2 separate regions of the Homo sapiens genome follow, and region 1 is linked to region 2. The links are chromatin loops, found by intact Hi-C in ENCODE. Cell type or tissue: Caco-2. All regions are shown on one strand. Links, peaks and the distances in the headings refer to the core of each region. The heading gives the core; the rest is flanking DNA.

Region 1 (2,910 bases), core at 317-2,816, 180 kb after region 2:
CATTCCCACCATCACCATTGACTCCCTCCAGGAAAAGATTGATCCACTGCCCCCCACCCCACATGGTCCTGGGCTGGAATCCCAGCCCAGATGCTGACCTCTGTGTGACATCAGACAGGTGACTCTCCCTCTCTGGGCTCAGTCTCTCCATCTGTGAAATGAGAACGCCAACCAGGGCAGTTTTATTGGCTGCTTGATGAGAGGGGGGCCTGGGCCTGACACCAACAAGCACCTAAGAGCCCTGGGCTGGGGGCAGGAGGTGAGCTCAGGGCTCCTCTCCCCGGAGAGGTCACTATTCATTTATTGGTTCTTTTAAGAAACATTTATTAAGCACCGACTGTGTGCCAGGCATTGCACTAGGTGCATAAGGTAGACAAAAGTCCCTGTCCTGAAGGAGCTAATGTTCTACTGGGGAGATAGGCAAGAACCAACAAGCAAATTCATACGAAATGTGCCAGGTGGAGAGAAGGCAACCAGTGGGGTAGTGGGGGTCGATAAATCCAGGCAAGTTGAGGGGAGGAAGTAAGGGTGTAGGGTGTAGGGTGGCCAGTGCAGGGAAGCTCCTTCGAATTCTTGTCATTTCTCCAGAGGCCATGACAGTTTTTATATTTAAGCCAGCTGCTGATGGTGGGGGACTCATTATCGATGCTCCCTGAGTTTCCGGCTCCCTGCAGGGCACTCTCATCAATTTCATCACATTGAATCTCCTCTGCAACCCCAGAAGACAGGTACTCATTTTCATTTTTATTTATTATTAGTATTGTTATTTTTAGAGATGGGGCCTCAATCTATCACCCAGGCTGATGTGCAGGGGCATAATCATAGCTCACTGCAGCCTCAAACTCCTGGGCTCAAGCAATCCTCCCGCCTCAGCCTCTAGAATAGCTGGGACTACAGGCACACACCACCACACCCGGCTAATTTTTTTAGAATTTTGTAGAGACAGGGGTCTCACTATGTTGCCCAGGGCTGATCTCAAACTCCTGGTCTCAAGCAATTCTCTCGCCTCGGCTTCCCAAAGCGCTGGGGTTACAGGCATGAGTCACCACACATGGCCAGAGACAGGTACTCTTATTGTCCCCATTTCCCAGATGAAGAAACTGAGACCCAGAGAGATGAAGTGACTTGCCCAAGGTCACATTGCTGGAAAGGGGCAGAGCCAGGATTCAAATGGGGCCAAACAGGGATATAATCCAAGGTGAGATGGGCCGATACGATACCAGGGCAGGGGCTTGAAGGGGAGACAATCAAGCAGGGAACAGGGCTTATGCCAGAGCCCTCAGCAGCCAACAGGTTAAGGGCCCGGGAATCTGGGTCTCTGGCCCCAGATAGGGTGACAGCCACACCCAGGCTCAGCCTCTGGCCCGCGCCGCCTGCTGGGAACACACAGTCCTCAGGACTAAGAGGCTCAAAATAGAAAGTGCAGGACCTGGGTCGAAGCCTGGAATGCCCCAGGCAGGCAGACCATGACTCCTGGAAGGGCCCAAGGCTGCAGGGCTGGGGCTGGCGGGGCGAGAGTCACTGGTATCCACTTGTTAGAGCCTGCGTCTCATCTTTGTTATTCTCCTGATGCAGTTTCCAAGACGCCAACTCCAGGATGTGACCAACCCGGGCTCCTCTCCTGGCCTAATCTCAGACCAGCTGTGTGGCCTTGGGCTGGTCACCTACCCCAGAGGACCTCAGTGTCCTTATCTGCCATCGGCTCATAGAGTTGTTCATTCAGGCAGTCAGCCAATGTGTGTCGAGCACTTACCATCTGCCAGGCACTGGGATGGCACTGGGGGCACACAGAGAACACAACAGACAAAAATCCCTGCCCTCATGACTAGGTAGAAAGACCCTACCTTGCTCAGAAGGAAGTCGGGGGGGTGGTCAGGGATGGCTTCCCATGTGGGCACCCGAAGGAGTTGTGGGAGGGAGCCCTGTGGATGCCTAGGAGAAGTGTTCCAGGCAGAGGAAACAGCCAGTGCAAAGGGCCCGGGGCAGTGTGGGCCTCAGGCTGTTTCAGGAGCAAGGAGGAAGCCAGCATGGCTGGAGGGTGAGTGAGGAGGAAGGCTGGGAGAGGAGACAGAGGGAGGTCAGAGAGGAGGCCCCGAGAGCCAAGGAAGGAATCCGAGGGTTTATTCTCCAAGCAACAGAGATCCCTTAGAGAGGACTTTGCTGTGGACTGATGTGGGCTGGCCCACAGTTTTAATAGCTCCCTCTGGCTGAGTGTGGAGAGGGGATTTCTGGAAGACCAGGGAAGAGACTTCTGTGCCAGCAGAGATGAGCAGCAGTGGTGGCAGTGGAGGCAGAAGGAAGGGCTTGGGTCGGGGGTCTGTTTGCAGGAGCTGCTGGGAGGACCTGCCGAGGGAGAGAAGGGAAGAGGGCATGGGTGGGGGTTGAACAGAGACCCCCTCCACCCTCCAGGCCTCAAGGAGCCCCACAGGAAGTGGGTGGTCAGGCGGCCCAGCTGGGAAGGCTGACTGGTTTGTCCAGCCTGAAGCCCACGACCCTCTCCCCACCCTCTGCCCATGGCAGCCCAGGGCTAGAAATGTACCTGGAATGTCAGCCATGAAGCCCGGCCAGACAGTGCCCATGGGACCTGCTGGGGGCCAGGTGAGCACCCTGGCCACAGCCCTGCCTACAAGGGTAATCTCTCGGACCCATTGACCAGGGTAAGTGGTAATTACAGGCCCTGGAGCAGAGAGGGTGGTGACCTCCAGCCAAGACACGCAGGGACTGCGATTCGCACGCAGGACCCCTAACGAGGCACACCCTCTTTGTTGCTGAACAGGCAACAAACTGCCCCAGAGACCAGGGCGTGTCAGCAGAAAGAGCACTGGGCTATGAGTCTGAGACCCCCAGGGCCTTCTCTGAACCTTAGCCCCCTCATCTGCCAAAGAAATACTTATCCATGCACGCACGCTT
Region 2 (2,910 bases), core at 172-2,671:
TGTTTATATTTCTTTTCTGGTGGCAAAGCATTCAAATTGTTAGTCTATTTTTCTCTTGGATAATTGTCTTTTTGTTGATCTGCTAGGGATTTTTATATACTAAGAAAATGAGGTATTTGTTTCTCATACATGTTATGAAAGTACATATTTTTAAAATATAGATATATCAGGCCGGGTGCAGTGGCTCACACCTGTAATCCAAGTACTTTAGGAGGCCAAGGTTGGAGGATCACTTGAGTCCAGGAGTTTGAAACCAGTCTGGGCAACATGGTAAAACCCTGTCTCTACTAAATATGATGGCAGGTGCCTGTAGTCCCAACTACTTGGAAGGTTGAGGTGGGAGGATTGCTTGAGCTTAGGAGGTGGAGGCTGCAGTGAGTCGTGTTCACTCCAGGCTGGTTAACAACCAAGATTCTCTCTCTCTCTCTGCGCGCGCGCGCGCACACACACACACACACACACACACACACACACACACACACACACACAGATAGAGTGTTTGTATACAATGTTTCTGAGGCCTGTGGTCATTTGATAATATATTGTGCATCCTTTCCCATATCTGTATTTCTTTGCAGCAAAATTATTTGTTGATAGTCAGTGAAAAAAATCACTCTGAGTACACTGGAAATTCATCAAACACAAGTGGCTATGAATTGCTATGAACACAGCAATAACAAGTATCCGAGAGGAGGCTTGTGAAGCATCTCGTATGTTTCATCTGTTTATGCACTTAATTTAATCCTAAGCATCTCGTATGTTTCATCTGTTTATGCACTTAATTTAATCCTAAGCATCTCGTATGTTTCATCTGTTTATGCACTTAATTTAATCCTCCCAACGAAACTGTGACATAAATAACATCATCCCCATTCCAGATGAGGAAACTGAGGCCCAGGAGAGTCATGGGATGTGTCCAAGGCCTCCCAGATGGTCAGTGGAAGATCTGAGATTCAAACCTATGTCAATTTGTCTTTGAAACATTGGCTACCGCCTTCCATGACCTTAAATTCCCACATTCCCAACTAGTCTGGATTAAACACCCGGAAGGTACGTCCTCATCCTCCCCTCCCACCACCCTGGGCTGGGAAGAGTCATGTAGTTTAGGGCTGGGCCACCAGGAGGCGCTAGGGACAGACACATTTCTTGCCTGTTGTATGGGGCTGGGAGCAGGCTGGGGCCAGGCACCCTGGGACGGGGCACTACTTGGGGCCTGATGATCCTGAGGGCTGAGGTGGCTCAGGCCAGAGGGAATGGCTCCTGCCACGTCTAGAGGGAATCACCTCTGGCAGCCTTCAGGGACTCCTAGATATCTGGCCATAGCTCAGCCCCTCTGGGGACTTGGACTCCTGTAGATCCGGGTTCCTCAGCCTCAGCACGTAGTACACGGGGCGGAGTACACGGGGCAGCAGAATCTTTTGCTGATCTGTCCTGAGCCTTGCAGGCTGTTCACAGTCTCCCTGGCCTCTACCCATAAGATGTTGGTAGCCCCTCCCCACCCAAGTTGTGACAACCCCAGATGTCTCTAGACATTGCCAAATGTCCCCTGGGGGGCACAGTTGACCTTGGTTGAGAACCGCTGCTGTGGACGCTCAGGGTAGGCAGATCACACACATGACGGGAGCCAGCCCTGTGTAAGATAATAGCAGCTCACACCTAGAGAGCCCCACGGAGAGAAAATCATTGACACTCTATGAGGTGGGGACTGACACCACCTCTGCTTTACACATGAGGAAACTGAGGCCAGAAACGTTCAGTGACTTGCACGAGGCCACACAGCCGGTATGTAGCACAGCCGGGGGTTGAACCCAGGCCATCAGGCTCTAGCATCTGTGCCCCTAACCACTCAGGCAAGATGCATTGCTGGTCCATCGAATCCACAGGAGTGTTCTCCATGGCCACAAAGAAATACTTCTCTCCCAATTTCCTCTTTACCTAAGTTCATTTTCCACTTTTGACCAAGAGCCACCTGTAAGAGATTTTTCATTTTCCTTGTAATGGTACTGAGAAAAACACCAGCCCAAACTGCCATGATAAATGGCAGTGGACACAACCCCAATAGCAGGACTGCATTGTGGAGCAGTGGGGACCGTGAGCACTCAGAGGCTCAGCCCCGTCAGTCCTGGTATATTATTTCCTGGTATGGGTGCCGGCCCAATTTTGCAGGAGAAATCAGAAATCTAGATTTTTAATGTGAAATTTCCTAATTTTAAAATAATGACAATTCAAAAAATTAAAAACCCTGTGAAGATCAAACAAAATATGTCTGCAGCCCAATTTACCCTGATAACTGCCAGTTTGCAATCTTTCCAAAGGGCACATTCAATGTCCAGGAACAAACCCTGAAAGGTGAAACCCTCTTAGTGCCCTCTGCCTTTCATCATTATTTATTTAGTTAGTTCTTTTTGTATTCAGTCACCCATTTATTTTATGCATGCATTCCACCCACCCAGTCATCCACTAATTCATTAATTTGCCCATCTGTTCATTCATCCCTCCATCCATCATCCATCCTTCACCCACCCAACCATCCATCCATTCATCCATCCACCCATCTATCTGTTCATCCATCTCTCCAGCCATCATCTATCTCTCATCCATCCATCCATCCATCCTTCCTTCCATCCATCCATCCATCCTTCCATCCATCTGTTCATCCTTCCATCCATCCACCGACCCATCCATTCATCCACCCATCCATCCATTCATCCATCCCTCCATCCATCATCCATCTCTCACCCATCCATCCATCCTTCCATCCACCCACCCATCCATCCATTCATCCATCCCTCCACTCATTATCCATCTCTCACCCATCCATCCATCCATCCATCCTTCCATCCATCCATCCACCCATTTATCATCCACTCACCCATTCATCCATCCATCCATCCATCCATCCATCCTTCC

The links. A loop is a pair of places that touch in the nucleus more often than their neighbours do. Peaks named below come from ENCODE experiments on the same cell type or tissue, not always from the same donor. Only the 100,000 strongest peaks of a DNase experiment are listed, where the experiment ranks them.
Region 1: it touches region 2 in a loop (3-fold over the local background); 29 of 110 quality-filtered maps call a loop at or near these places.

What each region holds. Positions count from the first base shown.
Region 1 is chr20:50,277,610-50,280,519 of GRCh38, reverse strand. It overlaps PELATON (plaque enriched lncRNA in atherosclerotic and inflammatory bowel macrophage regulation), which reads right to left. Exons shown (of 4, transcript NR_170992.1): 3 at 2,907-2,910; 4 at 732-2,343. Among named protein-coding and RNA genes, the nearest start is that of PELATON, 12 kb to the right of the region's middle. RefSeq lists enhancers at 1,214-1,508, 2,511-2,910. In Caco-2, for the core only: a CTCF peak has its summit at 1,368 (motif pointing left); a DNase peak (open chromatin) is centred at 1,399.
Region 2 is chr20:50,459,146-50,462,055 of GRCh38, reverse strand. No RefSeq gene overlaps it. Among named protein-coding and RNA genes, the nearest start is that of PTPN1, 50 kb to the left of the region's middle. RefSeq lists a silencer at 1,034-1,153 and an enhancer at 1,365-1,865. In Caco-2, for the core only: a CTCF peak has its summit at 1,120 (motif pointing right); a DNase peak (open chromatin) is centred at 1,145.